Regions from separate parts of the Homo sapiens genome. Here region 2 is linked to region 1. Evidence: chromatin loops called from intact Hi-C (ENCODE). Cell type or tissue: PC-3. All regions are shown on one strand.

Region 1 (8,000 bases):
AGGGATTCAGTATGTTTTTAAGTCCCCCAAGTGATTCCCATGTGCCCCAAATGTGAGATGTACCTCCCCTTCTCCTTCAGAATATCAGTAACGATTGGTCACACAGACCATTCATCTACATTGGGGAAGGAGACTGGATATACAACCCTCATTTTTTTATTTCCCCTGTGTAGCTACAGCCAATAAATCAGTGATTTCTGTCCTGACAGATCACAGCTGCCAAATCCTTATTGCCACCCGCTCTGCCTAAAGTACTTTGTCGTCATAAGCAAGGATTTCTGTTTACAATGCCCAGCAGGAAATGAAAAAGAGGCAAGACTTGAAAGACGAATTATCTCCCTGCTTGAAGAAAAGTTTGAGCCAAAAATCTTACCAAGAGTTCCAAGTCTAATAGGCTGGATGAGCAAGACATGGAGGGCTTTCTAATATTTTTTTTGTTTGAAGAGCTGTGAATACGTATCTGGATCATCGGAAACATTAGGCCAGTATAACCTTACACAAAAACCAATTCCAGATGGATAAAAAATTTAAACGAAAACAGAAAAGAACTAAAATATGTGGGTAAATATTTCCTTTATCTTGGGGTAGGGAAAACCTCTCTAAATATATCATGAAAAGAAGAAACTATTAAAAAATTGACGATTTTGGCTACACAAAAATTAAGATCTATACAGCAAAAGAAATCATAAATAAGGTTAAAAGACATATGGTAACCCTAAGAAAAATATGTTTTGTAATATTTCTCACAAGCAAAGAGAAAATATCCTTATTATACAAAGAGTTCTCATAAGGCAATGAAAAAAACCCTAATGCCCCAAAAGGAAAATATACCAATGATACAAGTATAAAGAAGTATAGACAATCAATAAAAATGTAAAAGGAGATTCACCCTCACTAAGTAATCAAAGAAATTAGAATTAAACAAAAATGAACCATTATTTTTCAACCCACAGAACGACAAAAAATGAGAATATGGGACAAAATTCTGTTTTTACAAGGGTATAAGCAAGTGGACATCCTTGTCCGTTATTGGTAGACATATGAACTGGTATAGCCTTGTGTAGTGTATTTGAAACAAATATCAAAAAATAAAATGAGCACATCCTGCTATCATTCTGCTAGAAATTTGCCCTAGGAAGGTAATCACAGATAATAAACATGTAGTTAATCACCTACATTTTTTTGTTTATAAAAAACTGGGAAAAACTAAAAGTCCACTAAGAGGGGCTCTGTTATAGTAATAGCACATGCATCATGTGCATAAATATATGTGGTCATTAAAAATGATGTTAAATATTCATACTGAAGTGGAAAGACATCCATGAAATACTAAAGTTATGTAACAGCATCCTTTATGTCAATCTATCTGTATACACATGAATTTTAAGATGTATGGGAAAGTGTTCATGACAATGTTAATAATGATCAATTCTGGTTGATGGGTTTAAGGGCAAAATTACCTTCTACGTAATTTTTTTGGATTTTTGGAATTTTCTACAATACATAATTATATCTTATTCTCAAAACAGTTGCAAGTCAAACACAAAATAAGAATTAGAATTTAGCATCAGTTGAGACTCCCCACATCCCTGCCTAAATCACTATCATTTTCTGATCATCAAGGAAATAGGGTGACAAAGGTCTTTCAAATAAAAAAACCCACCAAATACACATTACTTAACCTCAATCAAACAGGATTTAATTCACAACTTGCCCATGAAGCAAAGCACATTATTTAAAGCTTCTTTAAAGAAGAAATAGCTAATAAGTTTTAAAGGCAACCAGGTAATGCAGAATCCTTATTTTGTCACTAAATATGTCTATTTATTTTTACCTACCAAAATTGTGTCATTCCAACAGACAATCTCTACCTAACTTTGAAACTGGAATATGTTGATAGTGTAGATTAACGTCACCTTATATTTTCACTTCAAGGAGGAAATGCATTTTGGTGCCAAAGTACAACACTCAGCTAAATTGAAATTCTTGTACAATTCTCAATATAGTAAAGCAATTACCAATTTGCTTTAATCTTGCTGTTATAAATTACACATAATAGGCTTTGTAAAGATTTGTCTATCTTATCAAGGAACATCACATGTAAATAAGAAATGATATAGTTCCAACTTAAGCAGATTGATTAAATATTCTCAGCACAGCTTTATGTTAAAATAAAGTCTCAAATTTGGAGATGGCAACTATAAATGTTCCTTATTATGAGACAAGTTCCCTTAAAATGTGCTCTGTTAAGCTCCATAAATATCACAAAATTCACAGAATCTAAAAATCTTACTGTATTCTTTTGCTAAAAGGTTTGTGAAAATAGGATTATATTTACTCCTGGAAAAAAATTAAAATTACTTTCTTCACTCAGTCTTCACTCTAGACTGTGCTTATTCATTCACAATCAACAATGTAGATTTAAATTAAAATACTTTTCTGTATCTCATAACACTAAAAGGAACAATTTTTTAAATAATATAAGACTTTTCACAAGGTATCAAAAATTATTCCTTATATAAGTATCTTGCCCATAGACTAAGTAATCCATAAATATGTGTTGATTTAATTTGCATAGGTTCCATTCAGACAGTACTTTGAATGAACAACCAATAGTAGTAATAAATTCTACTGAAATATATTTATATGCTGACATTTAACAATTTAATTAGAAGTAGCTACATGAATTAAGCAGTATACTTGTTTGGCAACCAAGAATATAAATGAATTGGCCCATCCATATGAATGGGTTCCACATCAGTGGATTCAACCAACTGCAGATCAAAAATAGGAAAAAATAAAAATAAAACATAACAATATAACAATAAATGCTAATACAAAATTTAAAATATAGTATAACGTATTTCATAGTATTTGCATTGTATTAGGCATTATAAGTAACCTAGAGATAATTTAAAGTATATGGATGTGCAAAGGTACTACATAAATAGTACTCCATTTTGTAAAAGAGATTTGCACATCGATGAATTTTGGTATCCATGGGAGGAAAGGGGGTCCTGGAACCAATCCTCTGCTGATATCGAGGAATGACTGCAATAATGTAGTGAGTTGGCATGCATGGTTACAGAGAGTTTAGTTATGAAGGGGACACGTTATTTAGGATGGTAAGGATGAAAAGCCTTTGTTTACCTGACAATATGGCAAGGAGACCAGAGTATTAATGTGGAACTTACTATAAGAAAAGGAAAATAAGAATGTCACATAATTCTCAGACTTCGGAAAGCTTATGTTCTAGTCCTCCATTGCTGTACCATAAAAAAAGGAAACAGTCACAAGCCAGGGTTGCATCTCAGATGAATGTAATGTCAACTCTTGGCTGAGTGGTTCAGTTACTCAAAGAAGCCGTAGCTAAAGTTTACTGCTGACATTTAACAAGAAATTTGTGAATACCCATTCTGTAAGTCCCAGAGTTCTCTCAGAGCAGCCTAATGGGCAAAATGTGTACGCCAAGCTAGTGAATTCATGCAATCATCTATGTCAGCATTATAACTGTATGATTGTACTTAGAGTCACTGTAGCCTCAACTGTTCTATTTTGAACATAATTTCATGGGAAATAATCTACATAGCTCCCAAAATAATCTGCTTCTAATTATATATGTGTATATATATGCTCTAACATAAATGCTTCAAACAGGCAAGACCTTCTGAACAGAAGCTGGCAGAAGAGTTTGCTTAGACAACAGCCATGCAGTGACTCATCTGTGTTTTCACAACACGTTTCTACCCAGCACCCATGTCTATTTGTAGCCTGACAATAAAGGCCCTATGTGAACCATCTCTGAGCTGTCTGCCTTTAAAAGCAAGGACACTGTTCTCAGTTGACTCATTTGAGCTGCCTGTGCTTTTGTGAATAACCCACTGCCACATTTATGAAGGCATGTGACATAACTGCAGATTATTTCAGGCTCTGCCAATGCTTTTCTGCTTAGTCTTGGTCTACTGTTTAGAAAAGCAAGTGAAGCCAGAGGACTTCATCCCCTAAATAAGCCCACTACACCCCACTACTGGTATCTCTTGGGGGTGACTGAAAAAGACTGTTTTCATCAATACCCTACACTATAACTGGGATTCAAAATTGGAATTCCTGTCTATTTTGCTCATCTATCTTTATCTCCAGCACTTAAAACAGTGTCAAACACATAGTAGACACTCCATAAATATTTGCAAGGAATGAATCAACTTCTGCCATAGACCTGTAAAATGACCTGGGCCTTAGCACCAAATTTACAAAATATTTCCTTATCCTGGTCCCAGGTCAAGAAGACTTCTCCTGCCAGAAAATCAAAAATTTTGTGCGGTAAAGTACATACCCTTTCAATCAAGAGATTATCTTCCACCTTAAATTCCACATTAAATCACCTTACTCCCTAGTCCTTAAAATATATAAAACTATTAATATTTGTTAAGTTTTGGTTCAACAAATTTAAATTCATAGTCATTAATTTTCTATGCCTCTTTTTCAGTGTTTTTGCCACTTACTGTAATTTCTAGATGTATCAAAATTGTATTCTAGGAGAAAGATATTGCCAATATGTTTCTTAAAGGAAAAAAGCTTTGGAAGAGAGTGAAAAACATGTTCTTCAGTATTTTCAAACAATCCATCCACAGTTTCAGTGAAATTATCAATGGAGGTTAAAAAATCTATTAATAAAATAATCAAATTACATCTGGAAAATTTCCCCATAAATTTGAAAGTCAGCTCTTAGGAGTCACATCCAGCAAATGGTTATTTTAGTGGACTACTTAACATCCTGAAGCACTGAAAGTATTTACGTTCCTCTTGAAATCTTTAGAACACAGAAAATAGCTAATTCCACCAGCAAGGCCTTTCCCAGGTCATATATCACATAGGAGAAAAATACCAATTAACTATGTATGTTACATAATAGAGTGCTCTACTTTCCCAAAACCTACTCATAAAGAAGTTCATCCATCTAGGAGGGATCAAAACAGATCTGAACAGACTTCTTCTCTACAGTCAGATGCAGCATTGTAAAGCCAAGTCTTATGAGGTTGCAAAGAATTACAATTCAATTCAAAAAAGGCAATAAACTAATACACATAGGCAATATTGCAATGTCCCCATCTCAATGAGAATGTCCATCAAAAAAAGTTTAAAAATTATCTGCACAACACAAGAAAGTCTCTATACATTCTGACAGACGGAAGACAGTTTTGTTCTTACCGCCCTCTCAAAATCACAGCTTTCTTCTATTTTCTTAACATGTGGTTGCCTGTATTAACTTCTTCAAGCTGGCCGTAGGGTGTTTCCCCAGTGCCATCTTCTCCATTTTTTTTCTTGAACGATCTGTTTTAGTTATCCTTACGCTGTCATTTAGATGAAGAATAGCTGCCCAACTTGGATATAGATCAAATTTTATAAAAATTCTATTACTGACATCACTACTACAATTTAATGTATTCAGTTTTGTCTTACAAATGAGGGAAAAGGAGAAAAACATGCTCTGTCTATTTCATCTCTATGTCCTATTAGAGTTGGTTCTCATAACCCATGCTGCAGATCTCTCACTGGTAACACAGAGGTATGTGTTCTTTGACCAGCACGATATTATTTCCTAAAATGTTAATCAGTTGCCAATATTTAAAAATCACTGGTTTCACTAAGAATCAGAATTTTCAGCCTCTCTTTGAAGATCAGAAAATGAAGCAATACTGCGTACACATTTATGTGGGAAAAAGCAAAGCTGAGTGGCAACTGCCTCTTTCTGATGGAGCATGAGCTCTTAGACGTCATCACAGTCCCCCCACTGTGAGAAAGCCCAAGTTAGCTATGTGGAGAAGTCGTGTGGAGAGTATCCAGACCCCAAATATTCTGGACATCCTAGCTTAGGCACCAACACATGAGTAAAGAAGCTGCTGCGTGACCTCAACCTCTGCTGCCATCTGACTGCAAGTGAATGAGGGACCAAAGAGAGAACCACTCAGCTGAGCCAACCCACCATCCAGCCATGAAAGAGAGTAATAAAATGGTTGTTTCAAGCCTCTAAGTTTTGGGGTAACATGCTATGCAGTACTAGATAAGAACTAAAAGATAAAACTGCACTTGACAAACTAAAATACAATTGTATAATTTCTCCCTTTTTACTTAGGTCAACATAGATGTTATAATCTCCATAGTATTTTTGTATTTAGACAAAAATCTAAAATATGCATGTGCCCAGGAAAGAAAACCAAAGTAGAAAAACAGCAATCCTATGGAATCAGCTGCATTTAAAAAAAAAATAAGCTGGCTGGCATCACTTATGAATACCACATAGGTTATACAATAATATATAGTAAAGTGGAAGGAAAAGTGTGAAAAGGGCTTCAATCTGGTCCTTTTCATAGGAATATAACTTCATTCACTACTCGTATTCATCACCTAGCACAATAGCTTTTCTGAAAAGGATTGGACCAACTAAAAGTAATTTGGGACATATTTTTCTGGTTGGTGGAGGGAATCAGACACATCTTTTCTATCACCAAAACTTTATTATTGTTGCAAAAGGAAGATAATGCTATCTGAGAAGTAACCAACTAATTGTGGTTACAATTAATCATACAAAATAAGTCAAGCCAGAGTCGTTACAGCTTAATGAGAATCAGGTCCACCTGCAGGAGATATAACTGTTAGCTTATATTCATTAAAACCAAATTATACTGGTAAACATGCAAACCCAACTTTGAGCAAATCGCTCAATGGTTGGAAGCTATTTGCTCATGTGTAAAATTAAGCTAATCATACATTCCCAAAGAAAGTGTAATCATCAAGTTTAACAGAATATGTTCCACATAGTCAAACTAGTAGAAGATCTAAACCTTGTGCACTGTACAAAATTAAAGCAGCTGATATGCTTTTGCCCAAATAGAATTGTATATCCTCATTTCCTTCCCTTCCTTTCCCTACTTGTGACTCAAGCCAGATTTCATCGAGCTATTTTTATAATTACTAAAATGCTGGAAATACAGCAGCAGGCCAGAAGCAAAGTAAAATGCAGCATCCAGCAAAAGAAAGAAAATCACGCTGAGTAACTGAAAGGCCATCTGCTTCTAACTGAGCTGTAGGGGTGAGGAAGGCAATCTGGGCTGTACTATTTGTGTCCTCCTCAAAACCATACCCACCTGCATGTTGTCAGTGGCATCCCCAAGCAGTCCTCCAAAAGTGATAGCATTAGTTACAGTTGCCAGATAAATGAAGAGAATTGCCGAAAGAGCTTGAATATTTAAAGCATCATAAAAATCACTGGCAAAAAATGGCGCTTTCCTCTTTATGTCTTTAATTAGTCCACCACAGAACCTGGGCAGAGAGAATGCAAACATCCACTAAATGTAAAGTAAATTACCATCAAATTAATCAAGAGGTAACTCATTAAATCAAACACAACATATTTAAAATGCTTGAATCAGTGACAAGATACTACTTAACCACTTACGATGAAACCAGAAAACTATAAAGGAATAAATTTTCTTCTATCTCTTTCTTTTTGGGTCACCAAATTAGGTGTCACATTTCCTGAAGATCAGCCAGTTGGTCTTTAGAAAAGAGTGAACTGTGTAAATACATTAAAATGTTTCATTGCCTAGAGAAAAACGTCCTAATATGCAAGCAGATCATATAAAGGCCCTTCATCATCTCGCCATAGTACCCTTTCCACCCTCATTCATTCATCCATTCACTCACTCATTTATTCATCATTCATTCTTTCATCTTCAATAAATGCTACTGAGCACCTGCGATATGCCCACACTCTGGCACTCTTCTGAGTGCTGAGGACATAACAGTGAACAACATGCATCAAAAAACCTCTGCTTTCATGGAGTTTACTCTGGGGATGAAAAGGAGGCAGACAATAAATGAATAAATGCAACACATAGTGATAAAAATCAAAAGAAAAATTAAATGGGAAAGAGCATTATGTAGTACTGGAAAAAAGGTGGTTGAAATTTTAGATAGAGTGGCCAGAAAAGGTCTCCAAG
Region 2 (8,000 bases), 74 kb after region 1:
AAAGTATAACACTACCCCATTGGGCAGAATACCCAGAAGCCAAAGCATTTACACTGCAGGGCTCTGCTCAAGAAGTATCCAGAAAAGACCAGGGCAATTAGCACAGGTGTTTGTATCTCACAGCAAAGTCTTCTGAATTCTTGAGCTTAGAGCACCCCTCAGAATTATGCCTCCTGCTTACATTAAAGCAAATATTCTTTTTTAAGTACAAATGTACAATTGAGCACCATCAGTGGTTTAAGAGAGGAAGTCAAAGACTAAAACCCATACCTTAAAGAAAAAAGCAGGCAAAAGAATTCCAAAAAAGAAATATCACTTAGAAAACTTGAAATAAAAGTTCTAATTAGTTTTTAGAGATTTAAGAAGATACTGTATCCACAAAACATGAAGAGACTGCTATGAAAAATAGAACAAGGAAAAGATTTTAGATTAGACCAATAATTACCTTAAAACCTATATGTATGAGATTATACATACAGCCAAAAAAAAGAAAAGAAAAAACCTCAATAAAACTGTTAGAAAATATTATAACAAGAATTTTCCAAAGAGCATGGGAAGAAGGGGCAAAGAGCCAGAAAACATAAGAGAATAGATAAGAGGTCCAGGAACCCCAATATCTGATTATTAGGAGTTCTACTAAGCCAGAACAAGGAAAATTGTAGAGAGAACATTATCAAAGAGAATATAATATCCCAGAACATTATCAAAGAGAATTCAAGAGTCCAAAGATAAAGGACATATTTCTTCAGATCACAAGGACACCCAGGGAAAAATAAAATAAACCAAAAAAAATTTAAAAATTCCTGTATGCAGATGAATCATTGTGAAATTTAATAACACTAAGGATGAAAATAAAAATCCAAAAGTGTTCTATCTAGAAAGGAAAAGCTACAAGAAACAGATTTTGGAATTCTCTTAAGCAAAACAGAATGGTAGAAGATAATGGGAACATGATTTCAAAGGACTGGAAGAAAATTGTCTTCAATAAAGAATTCTATATGCTTCCAAATCATCAATTGAGCATGAAAAAAATATATATAGAAAAGCTGGGGCCAAAAAAAAAAACTCCAAAAAATTTTAACCTTAATTTGTCCTTTTATACAAAGTTACTGACAGTGTGATAAGCAAAATGAGGGAATTAACTAAGAAAAAAAGAGATATATGGTCTCCAACGCAGGATGACAATGAAAGTCAATGCCAGAATGTCCACTGTGCAGTGATGTGGAAAGCAATCAGTCTCGTAAAGCAGGAGGGCAACATAGGGAAGAGAGGAGCTAACAGGAGGGGCGAATCTGCAAGGAGATATCAAGGGATTCCATAGGTGTATCAGTATCCTTGAGATATTGAAAGAGCTTAGGAATGTAGTAACAATAGGCAATTTTTAAAATGCAATCTAAAACTCCATATTTAAGAAAAACTACCCAAAAGAAAATGTACTTACAGTTCATTACACAGCTTTAGGGTAAACCATATTCATATAGTCATAATGATATAAATTCTATTCATGTATTTCTAACATTAGAACAAACTGATAGAGAAAGCACAAAATTTATAGATAAGAGACAAGAATATAAATCTAAAGGCTGGGCGTGATGGCTCACGCTTATAATCCCAGCACTTTCGGAGGCTGAGGTGGGCGGATTGCCTGAGGTCAGTAGTTCGAGAGCAGCCTGATCAACATGGAGAAACCCCGTCTCTATTAAAAATACAAAATTAGCCGGGTCGGATGGTGCATGCCTGTAATCCCAGGTACTCAGGAGGCTGAGGCAGGAGAATCACTTGAACCTGGGAGGCAGAGGTTGTGGTGAGCCGAGATCATGCCACTGCACTCCAGCCTGGGCAACAAGAGTGAAACTCTGTCTCAAAAAAAAAAAAAAAAAAAAAAAATATATATATATATATATATAAATCTAACCTATATTGACAATAAAAAGTACAAGCACCAATGACAGAAGTCTAGAAGGGAAGCAGCAAAAAGAGGGGCAGCAAAGAGTAGGGATGCTAACATTCTTTTTTTAGTTTTTCTTTTCTACTTTTTAAATTTTTTATTATTATACTTTTAAGTTCTGGGGTACATGTGCAGAACGTGCAGTTTTGTTACATAGGTATACACGTGCCATGGTGGTTTGCTGCACCCATCAAACTGTCACCTACATTAGGTATTTCTCCTAATGCTATCCCTCCCCTAACCCCCTACTCCCCAACAGGTCCCTGTGTGTGATGCTCCTACATCCTTTTTTCACAAGGTAAGAAGTCAAAAGACCCTGTCAATATTTGCTACAAAAATAGGTTTTTGTAGCAAATTATAAAAAATAGAGACATAGGTTTACTACTTAAAATTACAAATGCAATTAATAATGGATTAGAAATAATAATACAAATGTATTTGAAGGAAAAAGGTGTACAAATGAGGTAATTTTTTTTTTTTTTTTTTTTGGTGGGAGGGACGGAGTCTTGCTGTGCCGCCCAGGCTTGAGTGCAATGGCGTGATCTGGCCTCACTGCAACCTCCTGGGTTCAAGCCCCCTCCTCACTGCTCTAGATTTACAGCTCACAAAACATGACTTGGGAAAAGGCCATTCAATTGGCTTCCTCATGCAGTAAACTCCTCAGGTCTTGCTGACTGCACATTCATTTAAGTGATACACTCTTAGCAATCAATGACTATAGGACACCCACAACTCTAGCAGTAGCCTCCAGAAAAGAAGAGCACAAACACCTCTGGACCCATAATGCCTCTTTCACCCAAGTGACCCTGAAGACACTGTAGACCAAAGTGCTGTAAGTCTGAGAAAGAAGAGAGGTAGGGTACAACCTGTCCCATTGTGCACTTGCTCATATACTCATTTTCTCCCCCTTGGAGAGATTAATTACGCAATTCAGCTAAAGTGCCATCTAGGGTCCAAATGATGTGATAGCTTCAGGACCTCAAGTGATCCTAGAGTTACTCTGGAAAATTCTGTTCAGAGCTATGACAGCCACAGGATTTCCTTCTTATTGAAAAGCCCAAGCTGAACTGAGATGCTTGCAGCTCTTGGTTGATACTGTGCTACTCCTAAATTACATCAAGTTATCTAGTTCTAAGAAGTCTCATTGGTGAAGATATTTGGCTCTGCAACACAGACCTGCCTAACATTACCTGCTACAGGCATTATTTTTCTGACTGGAAGGCGACAGAGCGGGGGCAGTAGAGGAGAAGACAGCATGGTGGCTCACACGTCTCCTTTCTGGATGGGCCTAATGGATCCATAAAGACATATATAAAAAGAATTATGCCAATATGTTATTAATATCATGAAAAAAGACAAAATAAGAAAAGGTAGTAAAATGGAAATAAAAATATCTTATCAGGATGTCATAAGGATTAAGCAAGCAAACACATGTGGAAGTGTCTTGCTCAGCTGTTCAATAGATGTTAGTTTTCCTCTCTTTCCCTTTGCCCTGTAATCATGTGCATAAATCCCTCTGAACTCAAGATCCTTACGAAACAGTAAACTACATTTGCCATGGTGCGATCCCATATACTCACCATTTGTAATTTTCTAGTCTAAGAAAATGAGTTCAGAGAACTGAGAGGTTGCAGTTCTAATTCATATCCTGAGGTGGGGGTTGAAATCTTGAGCTGACTTAAGAAATAAGGAGTGAGACCTAAATGTAGTTGTTATTCATCATACAGAGGGTATGTGATGACTTTAGGCAAACCAATACAAGAGCTTCTAGGAAAAATGTTAGATGTCTCACTTACTGCATAGGTCATTAGTAATTATTTACTTAAGAAATCAATGCAGTAAGTACCTCGCTTACTTATGTATATACATCACGGATATAGAAAGTTCTTTAATGGTAATTTCTAATGTTCTCTTGAGGAAAGTATGGTCTTAGCTCATTCTAGTATCTGTCATTCTGATTTGAAGGCAATATATACTTTCCTATATTTACTACTAAAGCAGTGTGGAGAATGAATTCGGTAGGAAAAAAAGAGCAAGTGGTAAAATATATGAATCACCATGCAAAAAAAGCTGTGGGAATGCTTCACTGGGCCTAGTTATACTAGTTAAAGATTGCTTAAGCCAGTGGGCAAAGGTGCATTTAAAAAAATCCATTTTCTGCTGAACCAAGGTAAAGAGAAAAGCAAAGAATGAGAAAGAAATTCATATCAGAATCAGTATCAAAACTTTGGCTTCAGAAATTCCCCCAGTACAGCACTACTAGAACTTTCCCACAGTTGTACATTATCTCTGGACCAGGAACACAACACAGTGGAACAATGAGTTTAGATACCCCACAAGGTGGGTTCTCTGGAGACTGGGTATGTTGTAGATGTGGCTCATAGAATCACAGAGTTAAAGGGCAACTGGAACTCATCTAACCAACTTCTCATCCAAGCAGTTTCCCTCCTATAACATTATACATAGCCAGTCTCCTAATATCCATTTACATACTTTGAGTGACAGGAAGCCTGCCACTTAATGAAGTGATCCATTTCATTTTAATAAAGCTCATTTTTATGTGGTAAACTGTTTCAATATCCCAGGTAAGCAGTAGCATTTGCACAGACCAAGAAAAAGCGTGAGGATTGTGTTCAGAGTGCCAACCCAAGTACACAGATGCTCAGAAAAAGCTAGTTTTCACTTAAATATGTATAGCTTCTATTAGTCACCTTAGAAATAATGTATGTCTTCATATGTTCCCAGGCTTAGCTTAGAATGTTCATGACAAGGCCCTCATTGGTCCCTGCAGTCCTCATCCCTCCCAATAAAACTAGTGTACAAAGGTCCTTTGAAGAAAAAACCCTGCTTCCTCATATAAGAGGACTATATCCTCACCAACAGGCCTTCGCCAGCCTGAAACTGGGAAAACTAAAACTTCGATCACATCATTGATTTTTTTTTTTTGGAAAATCAATGAACTATAAAAATTACATTCACTCCTTAACCAAAAACATCAGGAGTCTCAATAAAATATCTTCTTCACTAAAATGATCACCCAAAGTCTACTTTCCTCTAAATATTTGTATTGAGGGAGCTCTCATGAACTAACTAAGCTGCCTTTTCTCCAGTTCCTTTAATCAACACTCCTATGGCCATGTCTAGATCTCTCACTACCTAACGACCTCCTCGACGGTCTCTACGTTCTCATTCTCCTCCTTCAGATGTGAACCACTCTCTCTACAAGCACTTCTCACTTTGTTCAGGATAAGCTCCACTTTATCCAGTAAACTAGTCCAGTTATCATAAACATCACTTGTTCCTTGGTTAAAAACAAACAAACAAACAAAAACAGTCTAGTGAGCCAAGATCACACCACCTCACTCCAGCCTGGGTGACACAGCGAGACGTGTCTCCAAAAAAAAAGGTCTAACTGGTAGCTCTCTAAGATAGGGACTGTGTCTGCCTTAATCATTGTAAATTCCCAGCACCTAGCTGAGTAGTGAGCAAAGAATAGTACTCAAAAATATTTAAATGAATGAATGAATTGATGATCTGAATGAATTAGTATACTCCCCAAAACTCTACCCCTATAACTGGGTATGATAAAATTATCGCCACTAAAGGGAGAAGGAATCTTCCCAATCTGAGGTTACGATAATCACTGTTACTGAAGACAACAGTCACAGCTCTCTTGGTCATTATTATAATAATAACAAATATAACCTGAGCCACTATCTGGGTAAGAGGAAGTGCCACTTTCTTACAGGCTCTAGACACTTCCCTAGAAACTCAGACAAAAATTATTCAAAGGTGCTCTCAGGAAAATGGAGAAATAATTCAACCTTGAAACCTACAGCAATTCCCAAAATCAAGACCCTAGCTTAAATGTGTGCTAGAAGAATCGATTTTTAAAGCAAGACATTTACAGATGGAAAAGCTTGTCATTATAGTTGAATTGATCCTGTTCTTCATCCTCGAAAAGGATGCTGAATCTCTGCTACATTCACCTAGTAAGACTGCACTTCGATTTGTAACCATGGTTACTGCTTGCATCACAGTGAATGGCTCTTTCTGAGGCAAAAGCTGATCACAGCCCATAATAGTAAGTGTGCTCCAGCTGTTTCCTGGGATTGATAAGAATGGGTCTCAGAAAACAGAACCATTGCAGAAAATTACACTTCAGAATGCCGACTTGTTGTCCTTCATTGAGAAACACCAGGCATTTCATTTTCTGACTTGAAACAGTAAAATACTGACTCATCAGTGTCTACACTTCTTATGAGCAGACAAGAGCAGCATCTGTGGCTGGAAGTAAGGAAACCTGAGAGTAGAGAGAACAAGAAGCAGAGGGAGGAATAGCAAGGAAATGTGCCATCTGGAGTCTAAACCCCCAAGTTCAAACCCTGTTCCCCCCAACTAACTGAGTGACCTCAAACACTCCGTGTCAGATAGGCTAGATTACAGTAGAACAATCTTTGATTCTCATGGCTTAAAACACCAGTGATTTATTTCTTACTCATGATAATAACCATTGTGGATTGGCTGGGGGTTGGTTCTGCATTTATGTCCTCAGGCCAGGACCCAGATGCATGGAGCAGCCATTCTCTTTAAAGCTTTCCTGGGAAATGACCTCTATTACTCCTGCTCACATTTCCTTGGCCAAAGAAAGTCATGAGCTCACACCTAACTTCAAGTGGGTTGAAGACGTAGGGTCCTCATACCTGCCCAGAAAGAGACAGACCTGGAATATTGGTGAATAGCCCTAATGACTACCATAAATACTTAACTTCACTGAGCCTCAGTTCCTTCATCTGTAATAAGGAGTGAGTGATGCTTACTTCAGAGAAATGTTTTGTGGGAACTGGTGTAATAAATGATAGCTGGAGTAGTCATAGTTGCCCTGTTTGTGATATCTCAGTCATGGATAGAATGATCTAGACAGTAAGAAACGAAGGCCCTAACCAAAGAATCTAATTCTCAAATTCTACTACTATCAGCAGCCACAGAAAAGCAGCAGAGCTTCCCTCATGTCACTGTGTCTGGTCAGTTTTTTGGGCGATATGAAGACTAAAATCTGATCAATTTAGAAAAATCATTCCTGCTCTAGGTTTACGTTACCTCATCTTTTCTCTCCCTTTCAGGTTAAGTGTCCATTTAGTCAACAAATATTTATGAAGTGTCTGTGTATCAGGCCCTATGTTAGACCCTGGATGAGGAACAAATCAGTTTCTTCAAAAAAGCCCCAATCTATGCAAGAGGAATCACAATTTGTGGCCCAGTAACAGCTCCACATATCACCATCACCACCACCAGAAAAAAAAAACTAATTCATACAAATAAAGAAATCTAGATGAATTTGAGAAATTCGTCATCGTTCCCTCCAAACTCTGTTTTGTCCAATAGTCAAAAACAAAAATGGAACCACCTTATTGTTCAGAATGTTTGTCTAAGCGTGTGACATTATGTTTGGCACCAAGAATACAAAACTGAATGGGTTCTGCTCAAGCTCTTTAGATACTTTGCCAATGATGAAGGAAACATATTTGTATTATTGTATAATGATAAGTCAATGGGGGAAGGGGGTTGGGGTTATGAGAGCACAAATAAGGGAGAGTTATTTGTGCAGTGCGATGGGAGGAGGAGGAGATGATGAGAGTTATGAAAAAAGTCTCCTGCGGGACATAAGAGCTTTAGGGATAGGTTAAATTTAGTCACATCAAGAGGGGGCAATTGGAACAGCATGAATAAGTGATAGAGAGATTGCAAGGCATGGGATCTAAGTATATAGAAATCTAAATTACAAGAGCTTGTAGTACAAGAGTGGGAATGGCAAGAGATGATTAGGGCGTTAGGCAGAGACCAAGTTCAAAAGCATTCCACAGGCTAGAGAACTCAGGCTTGACATTATAAGTATTAGCCAGGCTAGGGAACATGAACCTGAGTTTAAAAATGATAGAGAGTCATCACTAAAGGTTTTTGAGCAGAGGGAGTGATGTGTGGCGTTCATAACGTAGATCCTTCTGGCAGTTGTGAAAGATGGATTTTAAGAAGTCAGAGTGAAGGCGTGGAA

What was found. A loop is a pair of places that touch in the nucleus more often than their neighbours do. Peaks named below come from ENCODE experiments on the same cell type or tissue, not always from the same donor. Only the 100,000 strongest peaks of a DNase experiment are listed, where the experiment ranks them.
Region 2: it touches region 1 in a loop (7-fold over the local background); 3 of 110 quality-filtered maps call a loop at or near these places.

The regions. Positions count from the first base shown.
Region 1 is chr4:71,452,815-71,460,814 of GRCh38, reverse strand. It overlaps SLC4A4 (solute carrier family 4 member 4), which reads right to left. Exons shown (of 26, transcript NM_001098484.3): 12 at 7,146-7,320. Among named protein-coding and RNA genes, the nearest start is that of SLC4A4, 270 kb to the right of the region's middle. In PC-3, no CTCF peak of the experiment used is centred here; a DNase peak (open chromatin) is centred at 3,794; H3K27ac peaks cover 618 bases.
Region 2 is chr4:71,379,079-71,387,078 of GRCh38, reverse strand. The region is part of intron 6 of SLC4A4 (solute carrier family 4 member 4); the gene reads right to left. Among named protein-coding and RNA genes, the nearest start is that of SLC4A4, 200 kb to the right of the region's middle. In PC-3, no CTCF peak of the experiment used is centred here; a DNase peak (open chromatin) is centred at 3,698; H3K27ac peaks cover 1,199 bases.